2 separate regions of the Homo sapiens genome follow, and region 2 is linked to region 1. Evidence: chromatin loops called from intact Hi-C (ENCODE). Cell type or tissue: A673. All regions are shown on one strand. Each heading gives the region's core, and the rest is flanking DNA. Links, peaks and the distances in the headings are about the cores only.

Region 1 (4,444 bases), core at 1,003-3,502:
AGATGTTTTCGAGCATTTTCATTCTAATTCCTGTACATTCAGAAAGCTGGAATTATTTTCTTTCCCTGTATTTTCTGGGAAGACTTTTAAGTATTGATATTGAATGTTAGACTTTATCTTTCTGAAATCGATCAATATTATTACAAACAGAATGTCAGGGTTTCCAGACCTTGCAAAGAGCTTTTAAATCAAGATCAGTTGGCATGTGTAAAGGCAATAAGTTTATTACTTGTGACCTCTGAGGAATTCTTTCTCCAAACTATGAGGAAAGGCTTTGATTGCAGACACACATTTTCCTTCAATAATATTTATGCTGGCTATTACGACAATGTGTAATTTTAACAAAGCAAAGTTTTGATGAGGAAGGTCTATAAGAATATGCAATAATATGAAAAAGAACTTCACTAATAAAAATCTTTGTAAAAGTTTATCATTTGAACTTTACTCAAAGGTAAACTTGTCTACAACTGTGACGTTGAAACATGAACTCAGCATGTTTTCTAACAATCTTGCAACCCAAATATTTCAACTTCTATTCCCCGGAAAACACAAACACCAAGGTGAGGATTAGGGATGAGCTCAGTACCTTCTCTGTCTATCTGCCTAGATTGTATCCTTATTCTTCAAGACCCATTTCAAACACACCTTCTGCATAATGCCTCACATGATCCCATGTTAGACATGATTTTTCATTCCTTTAAAGCATACCACATTAACTTGGTTTTTATAGAAATTATTTTATGATGCTCCATATTGCTATTATGTAAACATCTAATTTTCCTATCTTTGAAGACATTATTTCCTATACTATCTAAAGGTCTGTTTCGTGCAATAGGTACTCAAACACCTGAGTCACATAATAGCTACTCAGATACCCAAGTCACATAATGGTACTCAAATACACAAGTTAATTGAACCAGTTTCACCAGCACTCAATCTGTGTCTCTTCCAATTTATTCAATTTGAAACACGTGAACCTTTGCCAGTTTCAGTAGTAGAAATCAATCTTATTAGTGAAACTAACAAGTGGTGAAAGCAATATTCGGTAGAAGAAAGGTCAGGGAGTAGTGATGAGGAAGTCTTGCCACTCTTGGCCCACAAACCACAGAACAACTTCATGTTTCAACATATCCTCTCTCTCCTATTGCTGCTTGGGCTGTTATCACAGCAGCACCAGAAAGTCTTTACATCAGTTTCTGACTGCCACATAATATTGCCATGTCAAGTATGGAACTGAGTTCTCAGAGATGCTGCCTAATTGATAGCAAGATCAGGATTCATGGGAATCTTTGTCAGTCTTAATCAAGAAATTAGGGGAAAAGACAACTCTGAGTGATAGAGAAACAAGTAGAATCAGTCGTTCATGCCACCAATTTGTTTCTTCTTATTTCTTCCCCACACCTCCCCACTCCACCCCCTTTAGAATTTGTTTCCTGCTATGAAGATGCAGTCTAAACAGCTTTCCTTCCTTTTTACTTTGCTTTTTACTTTCTAATACGTTATAGCATATTAGAGAGGCATTTTAGAATAATAGATTGAGAGATTTGGGTTGCAGATCCTGATTTTGAGAATGCAATTAAAGAAAAAATAATAGCATATAATGGCATGATATAACCATTTAGCATATATTAACTCATTTCATCCTTATATTTATATGTTTGTTACCAATATTATCCACATTTTGCCCATGAAGGAATCAAAACCTAGACTGCATTAGGACCTTGCTCAGCATCACAAAACTACCAAGTAGAATGCCTCTGAGCAAGACATAGAAGGTCCAAAACCTAAATTTTATCTAGGGGTATTTTTTATGGACCAGGAAAAATCTGACAATATAAGTCTGAAACTCATTCATTCTTTATTTCTCTTACACCAACATTTAATTCATTAACAAACTGCGTTACTTTTTCAGGGACGTCTCAGAGATCAGATTATTAAATTGTTAACCCAATCCCACCCCCAGCCTGGGCATCCTCCATTCTTTTTGTTTTCTACCTAGAATGTATTATTATCTAATATGCTATTATATGGGCTTATATATTATATTTGTATGTTCCATCTTCATCTCAGCAGCCCCTTCCATACCTTCCATAGCTCTGATAGAATATAAGCTCCACAAACAGTTTTGTTGTGGTAGTTTTTTGTTTGTTTGTTTGTTTTTACTAATTCGTTCAGTTTTCTATATTCAGGCCATGGAGCACTGCCTGGTACAGAAGAGATAAATATTTGTTGAATTAGCAAATTGTTTAGTTACTCATATTAATTATTGAATAAAGCAGCAGAATCTTCCTTTCAAATTTATGTTTGTATAAAGCATTGTTTAGAATTAAGAAAAACAAAAAAGTGTACCAAGAACATTTCTCTCATAGATTTACAAAAGTCTGTCTTTTCTTCCTCTGTAATAGCAAAATAATAATATTTTCTTATTTGGAAATAGGGCAAGAGCATGTCTCAGTTGGAGCCTCTTGCTCTTTTCTTTCATATTGAAACAACCCCACCTTGTGGAATGAAGGGTAAATTTGCCAAAGTCTCAAATACTCGGGCAGCATTTTTGCAACTGCAGATATATAGGGCACTGCGTACTTTTGGCTCTTTCAAGTCTCTGTTGATTTCCAAATGTTTCATAACTACTGTGGGTGGAGGTGCTGGAAACACAGGCTGTTTACTGTCCCAATTGAGCCACTCCCTGAGGTGATGTTTGAGCAGCAAACTTTGATTCGCTATTTTTTTTTTTTAAGAAATATTCCTTTGCCTCATAGTTGTGCCAGAATATTATTTGTTCTAGTTTGTTTTCCTAGAAGAATACCATACTTTCTCATAAAATGTATGTAAGTTCTAAGGTGGTGTATTTATACAATTATAAGGCAACCAGAGACGACTACAACCAGTGAAGATGGACAGTTCTGGATTGATTAAGGAAATCAATGACTATATCCTGAGATAATTCAGACTGAATAGGAGCTTTTGCTAGGAAAAAAAGATGTTCTAGATTATATTGTACTCTGGGCAGTAAAAATTCCAATTTAAGCTGAAAGTATTGTAAGGAAATAACTATGTGTTCCTCAGTGCTAATAGCCTTAGAAGTTCCAAGGATAATTTGTTTGATTGATGGACTATGGCAGATGACACAGAAAATATCATATTTTATATTTAAATGAATACAACCACTGTGTATTGTTTACTCAAAATTACTTTTGGTTTGAAACAATTTTTCTTCCTTTTAGTAAATATAGAAAAGAGCAAATTGCTTTACAAATATTATTGGTTTTAAATAAGTCTTCCTTCACATCTTAATTTTTTAAGTAAATTCTTAAAGAAATCAATTTACCCAAAGTTCCTTAAATAAAAACTATTCTAATTTTCTTGTTATCCTTCTATTTGTATCATACTTTTGTATGTATTTTATATTGTTCAATATATTTTATATTGAACAAGTATATTATATTATACTTGTTCAATATAATTGAACATTATATTATATTGTTCAAGTATTTTATATTGTTCAATATTCATGTGGTTTACATTTTAGACATTTCCCTTAGTATTTATAGTTAATATGTTTTGACGCTGTGAGCATTTTTCATATCTAAGTAATATTTCTTTAATATTAAGTATCATAACACATGTAATAATTCTTCCATTTAAAAAAATTTATAATTTCTCTCTACTGTAATCAGAATATGAATTGCTACCATTTTATGACTGCAATATTCTTTAGAAAAATTATTGAATAAAGTCAAAAGAGAGAATAGAGATAAACATCACATTTAAATTCAATGTTTATGTATAAGAACATCTTGGGTAATACAGGTTAGGTTTTTCTCAATAACAATCTAGTTACCTCTTCTCCCTATACGTTCTCTGCATGATGTGAAAGACAGAAAGATTTCATTTTCCTTGCCAGTGCTTATAAGGGCAGTTATAGATAACCCACTCTGCCTCTTCCTTCAGGATGTTAAGTAGAAGTAAAATCCCAAGAATACACAGTCCAGAGTGGGTTTCCAATACCCACCAAAACCTAGCATGAGCTGTTGTATAATTAGATCAGACTGCGCATAAAGCACTTTGAACAATGCCTGGCATAGAGCAAGAACTCAATAAATGTTAGCTGTTGTTACATTTTTACATCTATGTCTGTTGAAAGGTACATCTATTCTCCATGGATCCCATATTCATTCTCTAAAGCTCCATAATATTGTTAAAATATTTTGAAGCAATAAGAGATTCTGTGAACCAGTAGCTTCCCCAATATAGTCATGCATAGCTGGGGCTAGAATTCAATCACAGAAATATTGTTTGTTTTTCTTCTTTCCACACACAGTTAAAGAAAACATAAAATAAATTCATTAATCTTAAACTATAATAAGCTCCAAATTGTAGAATCAGAAAGACTACAATTGGTTTTTTACATTTCAGGTAAAATTATAAGATATAATCTTATCAC
Region 2 (4,444 bases), core at 627-3,126, 1.9 Mb before region 1:
GAGATACAACTTGTATCAGCACTTAATACATAGGTAGTTACATGATAAATAGGTAGACAGATAAATAATTGTAGCACAGGCCCATATAATTAGAAAGATATGGAGGAATACCATTTTAGATAGTCAAAGAGAAGCATAAATAAGAGTGAATGTAAAAGACAGTGAAGACACCATCCTGATAAGACTTGTGGCTTCATATAGATAAGTCGCTGGAAACCACGATAAACTGATGCTTCCTGTTTGTCAGATAGTGGAGTTGCTTACAGTAGTTTGCTAAGGCTTTTAGCATTTACCATATAGGCAATAAGAAGCCCTTTAAGATAATGTATGTATATCAACATTTTGAAGTAACTTTTTCAAAGTGCCTATTTTCAATTAAACATTTAGGGAAAAAAAGATGTTCTTGCGTCTTCTGAATTGTCAATGATGATTTAATTTTGCAGAATCACCATCAAAGTGTATTCTGTAGACAAGCTTTGAAAATTGGTAGAATAAAGACCTCAGAATCAAGTGTTCAAGTGCTTTCATAAAGTAGTAGTATAGACTAGATACAATGGCTCACGCCTATAATCCTAGCACTCTGGGAGGCTGAGGTGGGAGGACTGCTTGAGGACAGGAGGTTGAGAACAGCCTGGGCCACATAATGAAACAAAACTAAAAAATAAACTGGGTGTGGTAGCATGCACCTGCAATTTCAGCTATTTGGAAGACTGAGGCAGGAGGATCACTTGAGCCCAGGAGTCTGAGTTTGCAGTGAGCTGCATTGTGCCACCACACTCCATCCTGAGGCATAGAGCAAGGCCCTATCAGAGGAAGGAAGGAAGGGAGGGAGGGAAAAGAAAGGAAAGACAGAAAGATAAAGACAGAAAAGAAAGAGAAGAAAGAAAAAATAGGTCCATAAGAATGCCACACTCCTGGAAACGTAATCTACTGACTGTTACCTTTAATGTTTTCAGAGCAATGCAAAACAAGTACACTTTTCATTAAAAGAGGCTTTGAGAATACATTATGCTTAACTTTTCAGATGTATCTTTTTGTTTAGGAGGCTGCTTTAAACTGTCCAGCAGAAATCTGTTCACAACAGTGGCAAATTGATTAGAGCTGTGTTTTGGCTTTTCACGTCATTACATTTTTCTTGTATGTATTCATCCATCAGAATGTCTAATCCCATCCCAAATCTACCAGCTTCACTACTCTATAATAACTAGTATGACTACCTCTATGATAACAATAGCATTAATAATAATGCCATTATTAAGTTTGTTTTTTGAATTCATGCACAATATGTGTTATTTTCATGGCAGAAGATTGACACTTGTGAAAAAATGAGAGGTGAGAACAATGTCTGATGTTTCTGATTATAGTGACAAAATTCTGTCTCTTTCTCTCTCTAAATATCTTAGAAAAATAATTTAAAGTACTATAAAAAGTATCCTACCTTTCAAAGTGAATCATGGGAACAAACTCAAAATGACTTTGTAATGATATCAAGCATAAGTGAAATCTACAAGAGATGTATGATGTCTCCAGCAGGTTTAAAAGTTCAACCCTGAATCGGCTTACAAAATAAGCAGGCACTTTAAAAAATACCAACTTTTTCTGTGAAGACAGAAATTTTTGTGCCACTGTCAAAAAAAAAAAAAAAGGAAAAAGATATATAACTGTCTATTGATGTGAAACCGTGGGGAGTTTCTCAACTGTGGTATACTTATTCATAAAGTGAGAGTTTGCAAAACAGCCACATAAATATGGGTCATAAAGAATGGCCATAAGTAAAGCATCTACCTTTAGTTAACAAAATTCTAGGCTGCTAGGCTTTTAGGACATTGGGAAGATCAGACTACTTGCAAAGTGAAAGATTTAGACAGCCTACAGCATTCAGTAGCAGAGATTCAATAGATGGCACTCTTCCCTCTGCTTTGAGCTCATTCCTCAAGATGACTCAGATTTCCAGGTCTCCAGACAAATATGCTGGGCCCTCCTTCTTATCTCTTCAACATTTCTCTCCAATCACTCACCTATATTTAATTTGGTGCTTCAGCCACAGTAAGCTACTTATGGATGCCTTAATATCTCATTCTCTCTTAGGTCCCTATTCTTTTTCAAAATGTGCTCTCTCAGGTTGGGAAATCCCTCCTCTATCTTCTCATCAACTTGAGCAGTATGTCTACTGCTAGCCCTTTCTTCTAAACTCTCCCCTCATCATCATGCATCTTGTCTGTGCTCTTTCTTTTCTGTTTCCATAGTATCATACATATACCAGAGCGGTCACCTGTGAATACAAAATATACCATTAATTGTGCCTTTATCCTTCATTGGAAGATGAGCTCCTTAGAGAAGGAAACATTGTATTCCTCATGCTCTAATTCCTAATATAGCTGCCATATCATAAAAACTTTATATTTTCTTAAAGAACGAGTGAGTGAACCTAACCATCAGAGCTGTTTCCAACCTCTTTTCATATATTAACCCCTCCATAAAAAAGATCACGCTTTATTGTAATTTTTCTTTAACTCTCATTTCCTTTCCCAGTTTTATTGTATTTGCTTGTTTTTTGTGTCTAAGACAGACGTTTTTAATTCCTCTTTCCCATTTGGAATGTTTGTTTTTGTTTTTATTTCTTTGTGTTTTTTTGCTGCCATTTTAGTTTTGAAATTTTGTTAAGAATTGGTTGTGTATTCTTATAATCTTTACTTTTAAGGATAAAACATAAAAAATAATGAATATTAAGATATGATATTGGGCAGGCGCGGTAGCTCACGCCTGTAATCCCAGCACTTTGGGAGGCCAAGGCGGGAGGATTACGAGGTCAGGAGATCAAGACCATCCTGGCTAACACGGTGAAACCCTGTCTCTACTAAAAATACAAAAAATTAGCCGGGCGTGGTGTTGGGCGCCTGCAATCCCAGCTACTCGGGAGGCTGAGGCAGGAGAATGGCGTGAACCCGGGAGCAGAGCTTGCAGTGAGCCGAGATTGCGCCACTGCACTCCAGCCTGGGTGACAGAGCGAGACTCCATCTCAAAAAAAAAAAAAAAAAAAAAAAAAAGATGTGATATTAAGATTTTTCTTTTTGAATCAAATTCTTACTCTGGCACCCATGCTGGAGTGCAGTGGCACTATCTCGGCTCACTGCAACCCCCGCCTCCCGGGTTCAAGCAATTCTCGTGCTTCAGCCTCCTGAGTAGCTAGGATTACAGGCTCCCGCCACCAAGCATGGCTAATTTTTGTATTATTTTTTTTTTTTTAGTAGAGACGAGGTTTCACCATATTGGTCAGGCTGGTCTCAAACTCCTGACCTCAGGTGATCCGCCCGCCTCGGCCTCCCAAAGTGTTGAGATTACAGGCTTGAGCCACTGCACCCGACCAAGATACGATATTAACATTTATAGGCGGCCGGGCACGGTCGACTATTTGTATACAACCCAAAAACATAGATTATAACACTTATATTTTTAAAAGGCACACATCTATACAATTATAATTTGTATAAATTTATAGCAATTATAATTTGGGTGAAAGTACTCTAGAAAAATGGTCCAAATATTGATTTCATGAATCAAAATCTAATTTTATTATTTAATAGCTAGAAATTTAGATAGAATACGTGACTCTGTTTTTCTTAATAACATTTGTCTATAAGTCACATAATTGTTTACATTATACATTACATTATAAGGGGTTTTATGTGAGAGACTTGAGTAGAATGCCTGATTCTGCCATATATTCTTGAATGAATCTGCTAAAGACTTTCTCACCCTGTTTCCTTATCGGTAATAAAGGGATAAAATATTTCTATTTCTTCTGTAGACATTATTAAAGTATTTTAATTAATATTTTAACACTATTAAATAGTGTCCATAAAAGAAAAAAAGCATAGTGTTGCATCTAGACAGTGCTCAAAAATATTATGTTGAGGCTCAAAAAAAGATACCTCAAAGTATGAGGCTTTGGCATGCTAAGCACTTCAAACTGAAGGAAATGAAAAGGCTTTAGAAACAGGCTCAGGACCAAGGACTTTCTGACTTTCTCCTGTTTCTCCTAAGAACAGGGTGGAAGGAACTCTGAAGTTCCCTTATCTGAAGCTCCTTCAGAAGAAACACAATTGCCTTTGATGCCATCTGTGGAATTTCATTAATCAGGGAAGATTAAACTCATCTCAGGATGACTGAGGAATGTCACCACACCTAGACAGACTTTGTCCCAAGCTACAGTCTGTTCTTAGATTCCATTCAGTTTCAAAGAGAATCATTTACAAACTACAGTTTCTTCCTTTGGGCCGAATCAACAGTTCTGAAAATCATTTACTAGCTCTTAAATTGCTTATTCCCCCATCTCCTTTTCTTGTACAAAGGAAGTACTATTAATAAATCTGGTTCTTCTTTGAGATTTATATTTTCTGTGTCTCCATGCACGTAAATAAATATGTGTACATTTCGGCCCATT

What was found. Peaks named below come from ENCODE experiments on the same cell type or tissue, not always from the same donor. Only the 100,000 strongest peaks of a DNase experiment are listed, where the experiment ranks them.
Region 2: it touches region 1 in a loop (6-fold over the local background); 5 of 110 quality-filtered maps call a loop at or near these places.

The regions. Positions count from the first base shown.
Region 1 is chr11:37,447,442-37,451,885 of GRCh38, reverse strand. No RefSeq gene overlaps it. Among named protein-coding and RNA genes, the nearest start is that of LINC02760, 490 kb to the left of the region's middle. In A673, for the core only: CTCF peaks have their summits at 2,309 and 2,509; a DNase peak (open chromatin) is centred at 2,505.
Region 2 is chr11:39,363,506-39,367,949 of GRCh38, reverse strand. No RefSeq gene overlaps it. Among named protein-coding and RNA genes, the nearest start is that of LINC01493, 720 kb to the right of the region's middle. In A673, for the core only: a CTCF peak has its summit at 1,874; a DNase peak (open chromatin) is centred at 1,909; H3K27ac peaks cover 2,130 bases.